Regions from separate parts of the Homo sapiens genome. Here region 1 is linked to region 2. Evidence: chromatin loops called from intact Hi-C (ENCODE). Cell type or tissue: endothelial cell of umbilical vein. All regions are shown on one strand. Region 1 overlaps LINC03051 (long intergenic non-protein coding RNA 3051). Region 2 holds the start of LINC03051 (long intergenic non-protein coding RNA 3051).

Evidence for each region. Hi-C counts contacts between places; a loop is a spot of excess contacts. Peaks named below come from ENCODE experiments on the same cell type or tissue, not always from the same donor. Only the 100,000 strongest peaks of a DNase experiment are listed, where the experiment ranks them.
Region 1: it touches region 2 in a loop (2.9-fold over the local background); 2 of 110 quality-filtered maps call a loop at or near these places.

Annotation. Positions count from the first base shown.
Region 1 is chr3:117,882,882-117,887,881 of GRCh38, reverse strand. All of the region lies in intron 1 of LINC03051 (long intergenic non-protein coding RNA 3051), which reads left to right. Among named protein-coding and RNA genes, the nearest start is that of LINC03051, 110 kb to the left of the region's middle. In endothelial cell of umbilical vein, no CTCF peak of the experiment used is centred here; a DNase peak (open chromatin) is centred at 2,651.
Region 2 is chr3:117,994,755-117,999,754 of GRCh38, reverse strand. LINC03051 (long intergenic non-protein coding RNA 3051) reads left to right here and starts at 2,176. Exons shown (of 3, transcript NR_182298.1): 1 at 2,176-2,573. RefSeq lists an enhancer at 1,959-2,505. In endothelial cell of umbilical vein, a CTCF peak has its summit at 2,093 (motif pointing right); a DNase peak (open chromatin) is centred at 2,154; H3K4me3 peaks cover 828 bases; H3K27me3 peaks cover 922 bases.

The sequences.
Region 1 (5,000 bases), 110 kb after region 2:
CATGTCATGAGGAGATTTTCATTCTCCTGAGAAAAGAGAAATTTTACTTATTTAAGAGATATTTTCTGCTTTTGATCCTTTTCTTATATAGTGTTGGCTTTGTTTAATATATAGCCCAGTCTAAGGACTAAGAAAGCGGCCCTTGCCCTGTGACCTTAGTCAATTCATTTTGCTTCTCTGGTCTTCGTCATCCATGCATTTAAAATGAGATTGTTGTTCATCTGATATGTTGGCCACCTCATATCTACAGGATTCTATGATGCAGTCACTGTTTCACACAACTCTTCCAATGTGTCTTTCAGAATTTACCCTAAAGAGTCAACTGTCTGTAGACTGTTCATCAATCATACGGTCCCCAACACTTAATGAACACCTATTAGTTACTTAGAACAGTAAGTCACTCTTGAAAAGGAAAAGGATATGTAATATAAAATTGTGTAAGACATAGCCTCTTACCTCTGAGAATATTCTGTATATTATGTAATGCAAGATGAAAAGTGTTAAATTCCTTAAGGAAGTTACAAAGATGATTATCATATACACCAGGGTTTCTCGACCTCACACTATTGAGACAGGATGGGTCATTATTTGTTGTAAGAGGCTTTCCTGTGCATTGAGTATGTTTAGCAAGCAACTGGAGCTTCTTCCCACTAGATACTAGTAGGATTACCGCAGTTGTGACAACTGAAGATATCTTCAGACATTGCCAGATAACTCCCTGGGGAGAAAAATTGCCCTGATGAAGGAGCAGTAGAGTAGAGGAGGGTAGAAGCTCTCACTGCACTAGAGGAGAACAATAACTTGTGTCGAATTTTCAGAGAAGTTGCCAAGAGGATTCATTTGACCTGAGTCTTAGAGTACGGGGAGTAAGTAAGACTATAAATAAGGTTGTAGTCATAGTTAGCAGGACCTTGATCTTGCCACTGGGGAGCACCCAAGATTTTGAGGTGAAGATTGAGGCGGAGAGTCATTATAAATAGGATAGTGGTTGATCATGGTCTTTGCAGTAGGAAGAATCTGCTTTAAAATCCTGGATCCAAAACTTTGCCAGTTGTATGAGCTTGGGTACATAATCTAATATTTCTGACTGTGATCATGATTAAATGTAATACGTAAAGTTCTTAGCACTATGTCTGGCATAGAAGGCGTATGGTATGATTATCTTGTGAAGCATGGCTCAACCATAGGGTTTTGATATCCTAAAGTCTGTTCATGAGTTGTCAATTGTGTTGTGATTATCTTGTTATTCATAATGAAATACTAACATGTGAATTATTTAATTTTATATTCAGTAGAAAGGAACAACCATATTTCCACTAAACACTCCAGCTCACTGATTTGATTTCTTGACTATTAGAGAAAACGATGGAGTTAAAGCTAGCATATGAAAATTGAGATTTCTGTGTGTATTCATGGAGGGGTGTCATAAGGATATGCCAATCTTAATGTGTGTCGGACTTGCTGCTTAGGCAATTGCTCAGTCTGGGATTAACAACTGCACTTGCCTAGCTGACCAAGTGTAACAGTTTTCAGTGCTGTGATAATGTTGGAATTTGGAAATCTGCCCTCAGTTACGTGGTCTTCCCACTGCTGGACAGAGAATCTTGGGACATGTAGATGTCTGGCCTTGGACTTCTGCTTGGGCACTAGCCATAGAGGAAGAATAGTACTTAGAACTGGAATCTTGGATATAATATATATATATATATATATACATATATATACACACATATATATTAATATATATACATATATACACATATATAAATATATATACATATATACACATACATAAATATATACATATATTTATATATATACATGTATCTTTATATACATACATATATATACACACACATATGTGACACAAGTGTGTGTGGGTGTGTGTATACATACATACATGTATGTATGTATATACTTACTATAGAAATCTAGCTTTTAACATTTTTCAGTAAACTTTATTATTTAGCCATTCAAATCATTTTGCTGGCCCTGCCTTGATTCAGGTATTGTAAAGATTGAAACTGATAGTATCCAGTTTTGAAACTTCCACTTCTGCAATATCAGTGTATTCAAGCCTTGAAATATAGTGTCATGTTAGAGCTAAATTAAGGCAAATTTATATAATGTCCAAAACTGATAGCAGCCAATTCTCCAAGGCCAGCACCCCTTCCAAGCATTGAAAGTTTTATTCCACTAGGGAAATATTTCGCTGCATCACCTGTTAAGTTTGAGTCTTTTTTCAAGGCTGAGTACTAAATGCTCTTGCTGCATAGGTCTGATGCTGTATTGGTGCCAGACCCTAAAACACCCACACGACTATTGCTGGTAGGTGGCAGCTCTGGCAGTGGCTACTTAACTATCTCTGGGAGAGGCCTGCCTGAGGAGAAAGGTGGTAAATGTCACAATAGAAGATTAATTATATATGTTCCGTGTGACATGACATCCCATAGGACTTAGGAACATGTTTGTGGTTTTATAAAGTATACTGTAAATATCAGTCTTGGCTTTGGCTGTGACCCTGCCAAACACGGGGCTAATGTCATTTGTCATATTCAGACGTTGCCTTTTAAGAAACATCCTTGTGCAGGCTGTTACCAAGGTTTGATGTGTTTGACGGCTCTGAGGAAATTGTTGTCCTTATAATAGGGGGATAGAGAGAGACAGGAAACCAGCAGGGGGAGGGAGAAGAGGAAGTGAGCCATGCGATGGAGCAAAAACATGTCACTCAGGGGAATGAGTAAATTATGTTCTTGCTTTTTGATTAATGAAAGTTACTAGACAGATTTCCTTATGTCTTCCAAGACTCTCATTTATTACCCTATTTTTAATGAAAAATCTGTGAGAAAAGAGAACCTGAGAACTTGCCGGGGAGAAATTAGATACTTCCAGTGTTTAACTCCAGTGAGGTTTATTGACATTCTCATTGAGAGACAGGAGAATGAAGTAAAGGGACAGGGGAAGATAATGAGAAGGAGTAATGACACCATTTCACTGTGGCCTGATTATTAGCATACTAGACATTTTCACAGCTATCTACCACTGGGCTTCAGATTTGACCCACACATCAGTATTTGAGTTAAATCTGTATCTTATTTTTGTCAACTGAGTGATCTTTCGAAACCCCAACACCCCTTTCTTGCAATGCCTAAATAATTGGCTTGTATTACTGAATTTCTAGTTCTGGGTAATTCTGTGCATATGATACTCTTCTCAGGCTAAATAGAACATATTCTTGCTTGCAGTAGGCAGATGTTCAGAGCATGAAAACTCATCCAACAGAGGGGCTACAATACATTACCATACATATGGCCACTGCAATGACCAGCCAGTGACTGACTGCCATCATTTAAATAATTAGCTTTATTTTGGAGAATACCCCTTTCACCAGGGACCCTGAAGGTGTAATTCTGTTATTGCCTTTGCTTCTTTCTCTTTCTGTGAGTTAATATAATGTGTAGCTTCTTATGGCTGGTAGTTTAAATCCCTAGTGGCAGTAGGAAAGACATGTGTGATGGGAAAGCCCTGCTGAGGGGAATTGAGGCTTAATCTCCCATTGCTGGAGTTATGATAATCACGTGTATGCTGAGCTGAAGCCACATATGAGGATCCTATGTGGAAGTAGATTATGCCATCAATCTTCCCCATTGCCTGTTTCACCTGCCTTCCCCACTCTGTTTCCTTCTGTTTCTTCATTTCTAGCCTCTATTTTTTTTTCTTTTCTATCTTTTGTTTTCAGATTTACTCTCCAGTTTTTAATATGAGAAATGCTTCTAAGGCTCAGCCACATTGCAAGCAAAGAATTGCCTCTCTGTGATTGTCTTTAGTTTGATTAAAAACTAATTATTCTTCCCATTAATTTGTTCGTTCATTCATTCATTCATTCATTCTCAACAGTTCTTTACTGGGCATTTACTGTGTATGAGATACAGAGCTGAGATGAGAAAGAACAGCCTGTAAGGCACTTACAAATCATTACAAGGAAGTATAGTGAATGTTATAAGGGGAATATTTGCCAAGTGCCAAGAGATGCCATTAGAAGAGATTGCTAACAAGAAGGGATGGGGAAAGATGGGAGAAAGTACCATAGAGCAGTAATGTTTGAGATAAACTTGATGGATTAGTAGGTGGGTCTATCCATTCCAGTCAGAAGCATGTACAAATGCATAGAAGCATAACAGAGCCTTGCACCATGGCATGCAGTGAGAAAAGTAATTTAGTTTGCTACGTCCTGAACCAAAGATCAGAATGGAGTGACTGGAGAAGGGGTTAGTTATATAGTGAGTTTGCCTGGGGCTTCCTATTTGTTTGTTTTTTTTTTTTTTTTTTTTTGTAAATTTAGTAATCGTAGAAATGTGTCATGTGGATTCAAAAGAGGAAGACATTCAAGGCATGGAGATCTATATGGAGACAATTGTAATAATCCAGGTGTAAATAGAAAATTATTATCTGATGTGCAAATAATAGATATATGTGGACAATAATGTGAAAGGATGTGGTGTTTAGCCTTTTGTTGGACAGTTAGAAAATGATTTTTGCATAAGGATATATTGAGCTAAGATTTTAAGGATGGTGGCATGAGGTATAGGTTAGGGAAACTTTCTTTTATATATATATATATTTTATTATACTTTAAGTTCTAGGGTACATGTCCACAACATGCAGGTTTGCTACATATGTATACATGTGCCATGTTGGTGTGCTGCACCCATTAACTCATCATTTACATTAGGTATATCTCCTAATGCTATCCCTCCCCACTCCCCCCAACCCCACAACAGGCCCTGGTGTGTGATGTTCCCCTTCCTGTGTCCAAGTGTTCTCATTGTTCAATTCCCACCTATGAGTGAGAACATGCGGTGTTTGATTTTTTGTCCTTGTGATAGTTTGCTGAGAATGATGGTTTCCAGCTTCATCCATGTCCCTACAAAGGACATGAACTCATCCTTTTTATGGCTGCATAGTATTCCATGGTGAATTCCATAAAATTCACATTTTCC
Region 2 (5,000 bases):
CTTTGAGACTTTTGCAAGGTCTCTCCATTTGTTAAAGGCATGGTAGGACTTGAATCCATCTAGTTCTAGATTCAAAGTCTATGCTCTGGCCACTTGCAAATTGCCTCCTGAGAATGGAACAGACTTGGCAAGACAAACAAGCAGCAGATAAAGGAAGTGCATGGGGAAAAAAGAAGACTGAGCAATCTAGAAGAAAGTGTCTCCATTGGGGATTGAAAAAAAAATAAATTGTTAAAGGTAAGATAAGAAATTTCAGAAGACCTTACATTTTAAAAATGAAGAATCTGAATTCTGTCTGGTAGGTTAGTGTTTTTCAGCCCTGGTTGCAGATTAGGATGGCCTGAGATCTTTAAAATACTCCGGATGCTAGGGCTGCAACCCAAAAATTGTGATCTAATTGGTTTGGGGTGGGATGATGCGTCAGCAAAAGTCCTCAGGTGATTCTAGTATGGTTCTAGAAGACCATAAGGAGCAGCTATAACTCATAAGCAGGTGAGAGTCTTGAAGAAACTGTTAACAAGATTAACCTGGTGGTAACGTATAAACTAGATTAGAGCAGTGAATGGAGGAAAGGGATCAGGTAGAAGGCTATTGTAGAAATCTAGGGGTGTGGCAATAAAGACCCATACTAGAGAGATGGATCAGGAATGCTGCTAGAGTCAGGAGACCTCCTTCAGGTCTGCTAATGTTGCTTTCACTGGCCTATCGTATGTCATAAGAAAAGTCACTTAACTTGTCTTTGTCTGCATTTCCCACTAATGCTCGAAGAGCTAACATAGCCCTTGAACATATCACAGCATTAGAGATAATTAAAAGTATTTCAGAAAGTATAATGCACAACACGTGTTTATTATGAAAAAGGTGGCAGTAAAACTGAAAAAAAAACATAGAGACATCTTAGACACATTTACACATTGTCGTGGTGAGACTGATGATCAACTGAAATTGGAGAAGAGAGAATTAAATATACTTCTAAAAGTTCTTGAAGCCTGTGAAACAGGGAAGTTGGAAAAGGGGAATAATTCCTGAAGAAAATCACGTGGGTATAGATAAGAAGTTCTCAACTGGGTCAGTTTTTCCCTCCAGGGGGCATTTGGCAATGCCTGGAGATGTTTTTGGTTGTCATAACTAGGAGGATGAGGGTTGTGCTACTGTCAGCTGGTGGACAGAAGCTAGGGATGTTGCTATAAATCCTATAGTGCACAAGACAGCCCCACACAGTAAAGAATTATCTGGTACAGTATGTCAGTAGTGCCAAGGTGGAGAAACCTAGCATAGATATTACAAACAGTTGGAAGGGACCAATATTCATTATCATGTAAATACATGGATGAATAAAATGAAATTCAGAGATTGAATGACTTAGTTAAGGTCCCCAACGAGTGGAGGCCACAGTAACAGAACTGAAATCCAGCTTTCCTAACTACTAGTCAGTGCTCTTCAGAGCGGCCCCATCTGCCTACTCACCCAACTCAGCCCTGGCCCTGAGTCATCCAGTTTGAGATGCTTGGTACCCAGCTGGGAAGTCTAAGCTGAGGGCTAAGCACGAGGTTAGTGGTGGAGGTTTCCATCCTCGTGTAGCTGTAATAGACCTTTTATTTCCAAGTAACTTAAAGAAATTATAACAGAAGATATAAACCAAGAAGTGCAGAGGAACCCAGAGGGCTCTTGGAGGGAAGGTCAGAAGTGCCAGAATTGTTTTGACCCAGTGACTTTGAAATCAAATAAAAAGGAATGGCACACGCTGTGAAGCGCAGCATCAAAATCAAGTAGGATGAGGCTTCAAAAGGCCATTGGACTTTTTGGTGGAGGTCATGGTGACATTTGGAGAAAAATTTCCATAGAGTTGTTAGGAAAGCACTGGAGATTTCTGAGAGGGAGAGGAGCAATGAGGTGATGAAGATGTGCGGCTAGCATGTTCCAAGAGCTTCCTCGTGAAAAGGAGAAATTCAGGACTTATGGGACAGCAAGGTCAAGTCAAGGATTTAAGAAGGCAAGAGCTTCACCTGTGTTTGCTGAGAGCAGAGGGGACTTTGGCGGCGTTGGATAGACTTGGCACAGACACACAGCGAAGAAGAGCCGCGGCGATGCCGTTCTGTGAGCACTAGATGGCAGTAGCGGGGCCCTTTCGGCTCGGTTCGCGGTCCTATAAGGCGCTGCTTGTTTAAGTACATCGCATTTAGTTGAAGCTGCAGGGGAGTGAGGGAGAGGAGGATAGGAAGCAGGAAAGCGGGAGAGCTCGAGGGACAAGGGGGCTCGGTGTGTTTACACCAGGCACGGGCTACGAGCGTCCATCCCGGCCCCTGGCTTGCGCTCCCGAAGAGGAGAGCAAGGCTGTTCTGGGATCCGGCCGTCGTGCGGCAAGAGGCTTGTCTGTCCGGGTTGCCGGAACCAGGAGAACCCAGAGGGAAACCGAGGGAAAGGAGCGGCGCGTTTTACTAGAGAGAGCGCGAGCGGAAGAGGCGAGAGCAGGAGCGCGCGAGGGAGCATCGAGCGCAGCGGAGACATGAGGACCTACTGGCTGCACAGCGTCTGGGTGCTGGGCTTTTTCCTGTCCCTCTTCTCATTGCAAGGTAGGGGGAGGATTCCCTGACCCCTTGCGCCCCCTCCTCCCTGCCGCCGGGCTCCGGGGTGGTCGGTGGAGTAAGAAGCGCTCCGGTTCTGGATGGAACAGGGTTTATTTACAAGTCCTGCGGTGCGCTCCCTGCCCTGCCAGCTCTGCGCCCAGGCTGGGTCCTGAGGCGTGCGGGATTGTGCGGACAGACTTGCTGCAACATCGGTGTTGATGGGGAAAGAAGCCAGGGCTTGTGTGTGTGTGTGTGTGTGTGTGTGTGTGTGTGTGTGTGTGCGCGCGCGCGTGTGAACGGGGGGCAGGATAGAGCGGCGTGTTTTGTGTGTGTGTGTGTGTGTGTGTGTGTGTGTGTGTGTGTGTCTTGGTGGGGTGGGGGCTTTTGCGCGAGGTGGTGGCGACGGAGCTGGGGTTGCTCCTCTGTAAACTCCAAGAGCCGCGGTGGTGTTCGCTATCCCCGTGTCCCCGGTGCTGATATCACTGCATTCCTCCTCTTTCAGGAGGGAATTGGCATTAAGTTTAGGAGGCTAGGTATCCGCTTGGCACCTGGTACTTGTATCTCTCTGCAAAATAGCCCCACCAGATTCTTCTGCCCCGAGATGGAGGAGGGATGCGGGAGGGAAGGGAACGGTGAGTGGGGTGGGGGGAGGGGGACACGGGGAGGGGGGGAGGAGGAGAAGAGGGAGGGAGGAAGAGAGTGGGGTGGGGGAGAGAGAGAGAGAGAGAGAGAGAATGAATACGAGAATTCACGGGTAATCGCTGCGCTGGCTCATAATGGTCAATGTATTTCATGCTTGCAGGACAAAATTGCTAGCGCTGGGTGTTTACTTTGAAGGGATTGTAGGTTTCTATGTTTTGGGGAGGTTGTAAAATAAATTCATGAAGGTTAAAAATGAAAATACATACATGGTGTTTGCATTTCACTTACAAGCTGGCATCCAGAGCCCTCACTGATGTTAAACATACCTATAATACACGAAGTAATTCCAACATAAAAATATATTATCTTTTTAATCTTCCTGTCTCACTCTTCCTGCTCGTGAGAGGAACCTTGCACAATTAGCCATAGAGAGTCTGTGCTATATTGCTCTACCACTGACGGTTCTACTACATCTTCATGTTTGGGCATTCTGCCATCATTAGGACATTTACCCACGCACATCTCTCATGCTACAGAACACACTCCATTTACACACAGTGTACACATGCACACACAAAGACACATACGCACACACACTGCCTCTCAAGAACACTTGGCATGAAATGACCAGACTGGCAATCCTACTCCTGATTTTTTTCTGACAGCTGGTTGCTAATGTTACATTGGTGGGTTTCATTTTTCATTGCTGGGGGATATTTTGTGTAGCTATAAAGCCCTCTTGCTAAATGAAAAGAGAATAGACTCCCTGGCTGTTTACTGTTGAAGCATTGCAAGGGAATGAATACTATGTCGAAGTTATAGTTTAAAATATGCTTAGGGGAACAGCTGGAACTCACCCATAATACAATTACAAGTTACAGGTTCTAAAAACTTTCTCATCTCAGAACTCACTGACCCATTCCTCTCCTATCTAATTTGTGAGCTCTTGCAATACATGATTCTTCTACTAAGCATGTCTAAATGAAAAATAGAGTCCCAATCTTGCTTTGGCTTTTTACATTTTATTTCTTTACATTTTTTCCTTCAAAGCTCACAGGACTTTCTCTGTGATTTCAGATATTGCTGCAATTCAGCTTTTTCATATTGAGACATTAGCATCGTGACTGTACTATGCCAGCAGCAGAGGTTAATCCCTTTCCTTCCTATTCCATTTAACTCTAGGAATTTAGCTCTTCTGATAAAATGCTAAGAATGATGTCATGAATACATGCTCCTCTTAAGTTTGAGTAAAACTATGGGATATTCATTACTCAGCCATGGGGTCTTATGAGTGAAAGGTACTTCTAAAGGATGAGGAAGGTGTAATGGAACACGAAACCAGATAATTATATTTCAGGAGATCTTCTATTAAAAAAAAAAGCCCCCCAGTCTTTTTCAGTGATAACATAGTAAACTATAGTAACAATTCTCTGAATTTTCTGGTCTCATTTGGGCAAAGCAAATAGCTTTTCCTCCCCGGGAATATTGTTCTTTCTAAAGAGGAGTTTTCAAGATTTTGCTAAATAGAGTTTAGCACATTGTGGGAAGTGGCCTCAGTTCTCAAGCTTTGGGATCCCCCAGTGTGTGGCACACACTAGGCAGCAGTAACGTTGAGTAATGGGATAGGAGAAGAAGGCAGTGCAGCTGGATGAGGCTAAGAAACATGGAGATCACTCGCAAACAACTGCCATACACATTATCTCCTGCCATCATCATGGCAGGGCTTGAACTGTTTCCTGACAACATGCTCTCCTCTCTCTTACACATATGTACATGTGGACACACACGTAC